2 separate regions of the Mus musculus genome follow, and region 1 is linked to region 2. Evidence: chromatin loops called from intact Hi-C (ENCODE). Cell type or tissue: heart. All regions are shown on one strand. Each heading gives the region's core, and the rest is flanking DNA. Links, peaks and the distances in the headings are about the cores only.

Evidence for each region. Hi-C counts contacts between places; a loop is a spot of excess contacts. Peaks named below come from ENCODE experiments on the same cell type or tissue, not always from the same donor. Only the 100,000 strongest peaks of a DNase experiment are listed, where the experiment ranks them.
Region 1: it touches region 2 in a loop (5-fold over the local background); 7 of 42 quality-filtered maps call a loop at or near these places.

The regions. Positions count from the first base shown.
Region 1 is chr7:140,062,004-140,064,911 of GRCm38, forward strand. No RefSeq gene overlaps it. Among named protein-coding and RNA genes, the nearest start is that of Msx3, 14 kb to the left of the region's middle. In heart, for the core only: CTCF peaks have their summits at 557 (motif pointing left) and 1,295 (motif pointing left); no DNase peak of the experiment used is centred there; H3K27me3 peaks cover 2,500 bases.
Region 2 is chr7:139,647,108-139,650,015 of GRCm38, forward strand. The region is part of intron 22 of Cfap46 (cilia and flagella associated protein 46); the gene reads right to left. Among named protein-coding and RNA genes, the nearest start is that of Cfap46, 35 kb to the right of the region's middle. In heart, for the core only: a CTCF peak has its summit at 1,183 (motif pointing right); a DNase peak (open chromatin) is centred at 1,184; H3K27me3 peaks cover 304 bases.

The DNA.
Region 1 (2,908 bases), core at 309-2,808, 420 kb after region 2:
TGGGGTCAGAGACTCTTTTCCAGCTGGTCCTGGGGCAGTTGGGTTAGAGGATACCCCACTTCCTTTTATCCTCTGCTCCACCTGAGTGCCTTCCAAGAGGGCAAAAACTTATGCACAGTACATAAACCCCAGGAGGTCCTATGTGTGGAACAGAGTGTGGCAGGCAGACAGTGTTTAACAAGCATTTGTCAAAGTTGCTGTGGACAGTACAGACTCAGTGCATGCTAGCCTGGACGACTTGCTGACTGCTCAGGCTTTTAGGAAAACAATGGACAGAGAGGGCCAGAAAGGCACAACACTAATCATTACCAGTGTCCCCAGTGTCCGGATGCCTATGTACCTAGGGCTGGGCGGGGACCACGCAGGCATGGGATGTCTGTCCCGTGTAGGCAGCCAGTCCTGCCAACTCTTCTCCCTGTTCAGGAGTGCGCTATACTTGGCAGTTTCCTTGTTATCCCAGCTTCTTTCTCAGGACACCCCCAAGTCCTTACCTTTGGACTTGTCCCTGGGCCCATGAGGACCAGTTCCTCTAGAAACCTCTCCAGCTCCACCTCCAGGCGACAGTGGGTAGGCGCTGGGAGCGCAGCCGGAGGGCTGTGATGCTCAGTAATTAGGATGGCACATGAGATTCGCCTTTCGAATATGCTTGATGTACTCACACAAACATTCCTTATAATAGCAAGCTATTGTAAAGGTCTCAATAATATGTAAACAACATCTCACCGAGGTGGGAGGAGTGGGCCCCACTCAACTTGTACCTTCAAGTGGGTGTGCCACATTCTCTGAGGAGAGCAGGGTAATCTGCTAATAGGAGTCGGGGTTGGTAAGGGCCTCCCAAGCACAGCCTTTGCTCTGGCTCTGCCTTTCGTTGACGTCTGAGTGTCCAAGACTAGCCTTTGGATAAAGATACACGTGAGACCAGAATGGTGAACACCAACCTCTCTATTCTGTATAAGCCTGTGTTCCTGTCATGAGATGACTCCTAGACTCTGCCATAGGCTCTTGCCTTGTCTGTTGCAGCCCCTATGCATTGAGGGTCTGCACAGAGATGGCCACAGCTATCCTTTTTCATCCTTTGGGGGAAAAAAGACGGCGTTTGGGTAGGCCTGAGTTTGTTCTTAGCTGAGTACTCCCACTGGGTGAGACAGGTCAGGTTTTCTCACACAGAAGCAAGCCTGTGTCCTTTTCAGTGTTGTCACTCACTACCCATGATCCCTCACTTCTCAAGTTCCAGTCCCGCAATTGAGACCTCAGTTGAATGAGGTCTTACTTACTGAAAGTCTGGCCGCAGCGCCACCTCCTGGAAGTAAACTAAATTGCACTTCTTCAGCAGAGTGCTTCTGCCTGTGCTGTCGGTGGGATGTGTCTGAATACATTTGTTTTGCCTGTGTATGTGTGTGTGTGTGTGTGTGTGTGTGTGTGTGTGTGTGTGTGTGTGTGTGTGTGTCCGTGTCTGTGTGCTTATAATTAAACCTGTAGCCTCATACAAGAGGCTCAACCCAAGTTTGAATTATGTGTTTTTGAGGGTGCAGACAATATACTATTCACGCAAAGCTTAACTTTCTGGTAGGCACCTCTGCAGGGGAGCTGTGGGAAGAAGGAGGGTTGAATGTTCCTCTAGCTCCTGCTAGAGTCATTACAGATGCACTTGACGCTGACCCCCAACCTCCACCAAGGCAGGACTTAATCTTTTTAACCTCTTTATTTTATGTGTATGGTGTTTTGTCTCCATCTATGTCTATGCAACATGTGCATGCCTAATACCAGATGGGAGCATGAGATCCCCCGAGACTGGAGCCACGGGTGGTGGTGAACTGCCAGCTGAGTCCTGGGAATTGAACTCTGTTCCTCAGGAAGATCAGCAGGCAGAGTTCTTAACCACTGAGCTTGCTCTCCAGCCCCCTTCAAGGAAGGAACTTGGATGTAAGTGGTAGACACAAAGGCCTCTCCCCTGGACCTCCATTTTTCACACCTCTTCAAGAACAGCTGATGGGTGATCTCCAAAGACAGGCGAATGCTGTTTTATGGCATTGACACCAGGCAAGCCCTTTACCACTGGAGTGGACCCCTAACCCAATGATCAGCCAAATCTGAAGTGCCACACTGGGCAGATATTCTCAGTACACATCAGGCTGCAACTTGTGTTGTGATCCTGCTGGGAGCAGGTGAGGGGCCTCAATGGCATCAGCAACTTGGGGCTAAGACTACATAGGGAGGCTCTCCCTTAAGAGGACAGCATCAGACAAGGTGTGAGGAGCAAAAGGAGAGGAGGACTATGCATTAGGCGACAGCTTTGGCCTGGCCTGTTCTTGTGGGTAATAAACTGAGCTCCTGTAACTTAAGGGCTGGGGTTCCTGGCCGAGACTGATGATGGTGGGCACTGGTGCTCCCCATAAGTCAGGTTGAGACTTTCCAGGGACTCTAGCCCCTGGTCTCTGAGATGTCCAAAGCAAATTCTCAGTCCAAATACCTACCTAGAGGGACCTCCAAGGAGCTATGAGGTGTCTAACAACTTCACAGACTTCTAGGGCATATGGGACTCCATTGGGCTCGTCCTGATCCTCAGACCTGCCTCCCTTTCCAGCAACCATAGCTTTGGCAAGGACCAGAGAGACCAAATACTTGAGTGTCGGCCCCTCCGGAGAGCTGGCCTTTCACACACACCAGGGCCAGAGCCAGGGGCAGCATAATGGGCACCCAGGATATTGAGGGGTAGATCCCATACTATGTGGGAAGTGCCTGCCCTGGCCACAGTTCTGCTGCAGAGTACAGGAGTTCCATGGTGTTCTGGAACTCTCTGATCTCAGGCTCTGCACCAGGATACGTGGGGCTTGAGGAAAGAGGCGTGACTGCCTCTGTGCTGCATACATAAACACAGGCACACGCTAACATATGTGCACACAGGGAG
Region 2 (2,908 bases), core at 105-2,604:
CTGGGGAGGACACAGAGCAAGTGAGGGGAGAGGTGGGAAGTGATGCTCTCCACTCACTGCAAACGCTATCCTTCCACCCACTGCCCTGCAAAGGCATCCAAAGACGGAGGCGCACTTCTACCTTATTCTGTGCTTTAGGGCGAGTGGTTCTCCTTCTGGCCTTCTGAGGCCATCCTTACCAGTGAACTGAGATGCCTACGTCTGGCCTGGGTGTTTGGGACACTCATTGAGGAGATGGTCTTCCATTCCCAGAGATACTACATAGCGAGTCTCATTGCGGCTTCTGGAGAGAGCCATGCACAGAGACCTTCTGGGGATGTGGGAATCAGCTCTGTGGGTGCCTGGCTGATGGATTCTCAATTACCCTGATGAGAGACCCCCAAATCAGAACTAACTGGCAGACTCCAGCGAACCCACGGAACCATGAGACAGACTACTTAACTGGCTTTTAGCTGCTAGTTTCTGGTGGGTTTCCATGCATCAGTGGGCCAGCAGAACCATCCGTTAGGCTCAGCCAGGCTGTTTCCTGGGCTCAAAACAACGTCTTGTCCCAGGTGGTCTGTACTCTGTACTGAGAGGTGCACACAGGCCTGCAGGACCATCCCAGAGCAGCACCGCAGCTCCTCACACAGTCTCTTGTTTCTCAAATCCAGGGGAGCTGTGGTCTGGGTACATGCAGCATGGGGGTGAGGGTGGGGTGAGAGTGGGGCGGGAGGAGGGCATGTTCCCGCTGTTTAGCTCAGCCTCACGGATTTTATTCTGTGAGTAATAAACTTGTTCTGAGGACACTTCTTTTGGGTCCAGGGGCTCTGGAAGACAGGCACCTGCTTGCTGGAGCAACCATCCCCATATGCCAGTATATGCCAGTAGAGGAAGGGCATCTGATCTTAGACTGTAAGGACCTGCTGCATAGTGGGAATTGGTGGTCTGAAGATAAACTGAGGTTATGGGGTAATTAGAATCCCTTTTTTAGGTGATAGGTTGGTGTAAAGAAGGCTGAGAGCCTAGCCTGGGGAGTAACAATCGGAAATTTTGATCTTTCCATACAGGGCCATACAACTTAAAAAAAAAAAAAAAAAAAAAAAAAAGAGGTGCGCTGCAGCCAGCAGGGTGCAACAACAACAGTCACCAGCAGGGGGCAACAACGGTCTATAAAAGACTTTCAGAAGCCTTGTCGAGGAACTCAGCACTGCCCCCTCCAGGTTTCTTGTTGCTGTTTGTATGCATGGGCATCTTTGCTTTATTTTTACAGGGATTACCTTTAAAAATTAGATTTGATTTAGTATCACTGATGGAAGAGTGTGCTAGCCTGGCCTGGTGCTACGCCCGGCTCCCCTCCTGTGCCCAAGCAGGTGGTGGCTGTTTGCAGTAGCACAAACAGCGTACAACAACCCTTTCTGCGGGGGTGCTCAATTCTTTTTGTCCTAAGGATATTTTGAGTGATAGAAGTGGATCTTGCACAGGGTTGAACATGGCCATTTCCCCAGCTCTGGTATGACCCTATTGGGTGTGACGTCTATGTCTGCAGTCACCACATGCACCCCCCCTTGTCCATCTTCCCTGCAGAGCTATGGTAAGTAGACTTCAGCTACTCTGGCCTCCCTCTTCCAACTCACTATAAAATCAAAGGAAGAGCGAAATTTGTGTGGGTAGATGGCTCAGTGGTAAAGGTTGTGCCCTCTAAGGCCAGGACACCAAAAGTTGTTGTAATCATTTCTCTTCTCATGCCTGCGGCCAAATTCCCCATAAGAACAATTGAAAGAAGGTGGGGCTTTTGGTTCACGTTTGAGCCAGATTCCCTGCTGGAATATAAGAGGAGTGTAGCCTAGTCTCCTAGCTGACTCTTCTCAGCATTCTAGTCTCCCGCACCCTGCCAGAATGGTCCATTAAGTTTTTCTAGGACTTTTCAGTCCTAATTTACAAACTCTTCCACATTCCTCCTACTAACCAGTTCTAAAGGCCCCTGGGCCACATGATCAGGTGCTCTTCAGCACAAATGTCACGTCCACACTGCAGGCCATGGGCTTCTGCTGACTCTCAGCAGTGGTCTGAACATAGCCTCGGAGCTGCCGCTGTGCACAGGACACAGGCTTGGCCTTGTCCTCCTAGGAGTCTGACCAATCAGGAGGCAGATGCCACATGCCCCTTAAATCCTGCCAACACAGGCTGGCATTACCACCACCCCAGGAGCGCATCAAAAGGGCTCAGAAAGCAAGGCTGGTAGACATAGCTCAAGACTGGGGGCATGGGCAAGGGGAAGAACTCGGTGGATTTGGGGACTAAATCTGGCCACTGGGCAGAGGAAGCACCTTTATAGCCCTGGGTCATGACTCTGTCTTTCAGGGTAACTGGACTCAGGAAAGAAGCCAAAAAGAAGAGCCCAAGGAAGGCAGCCTTGACTGTGTGGCCAATTGTCCCAACACTGCTTTTTACAATAGCCCCATGTTCAGGAAAAAAGGAAAAGGACATTGCTGAAACTACGAGGGAAGATGGACACGTTCTGGTGCTTCACTGGTGGTGAAGGCTGACTAGTTAATGTTCCCCTCCCCCATCCAGGCTCATGTGTTTGAACACTGGTTAGGAGCAGGTGGCACTGTTTTGGGAGGTTGTAGGGCCTTTAAGAGGTGTCACCTTGCTCATGGGATCCAGCCATTGAGGACAGGCTGTGAGGTTTTGCAGCCTGGCCATACTTCCCGCTCCCTGCTTCCTGTTCTGAAGAGCAGACTGTGTAGCGAGCCATCCCAGCTGCACACTTTAGCTGCCTTCTCACAGCCTGCCCCCAGGCCTTCCCTCTGCAGTGCACTGCAGCCTGAAACCATGAGCCAAAATGAACCTTTCAGTTTCGAGTCGCTTCTAATCAGTCCAGAGCGATGAGAAAGGCAACTCAAACCACCAGTGACTCGGAATT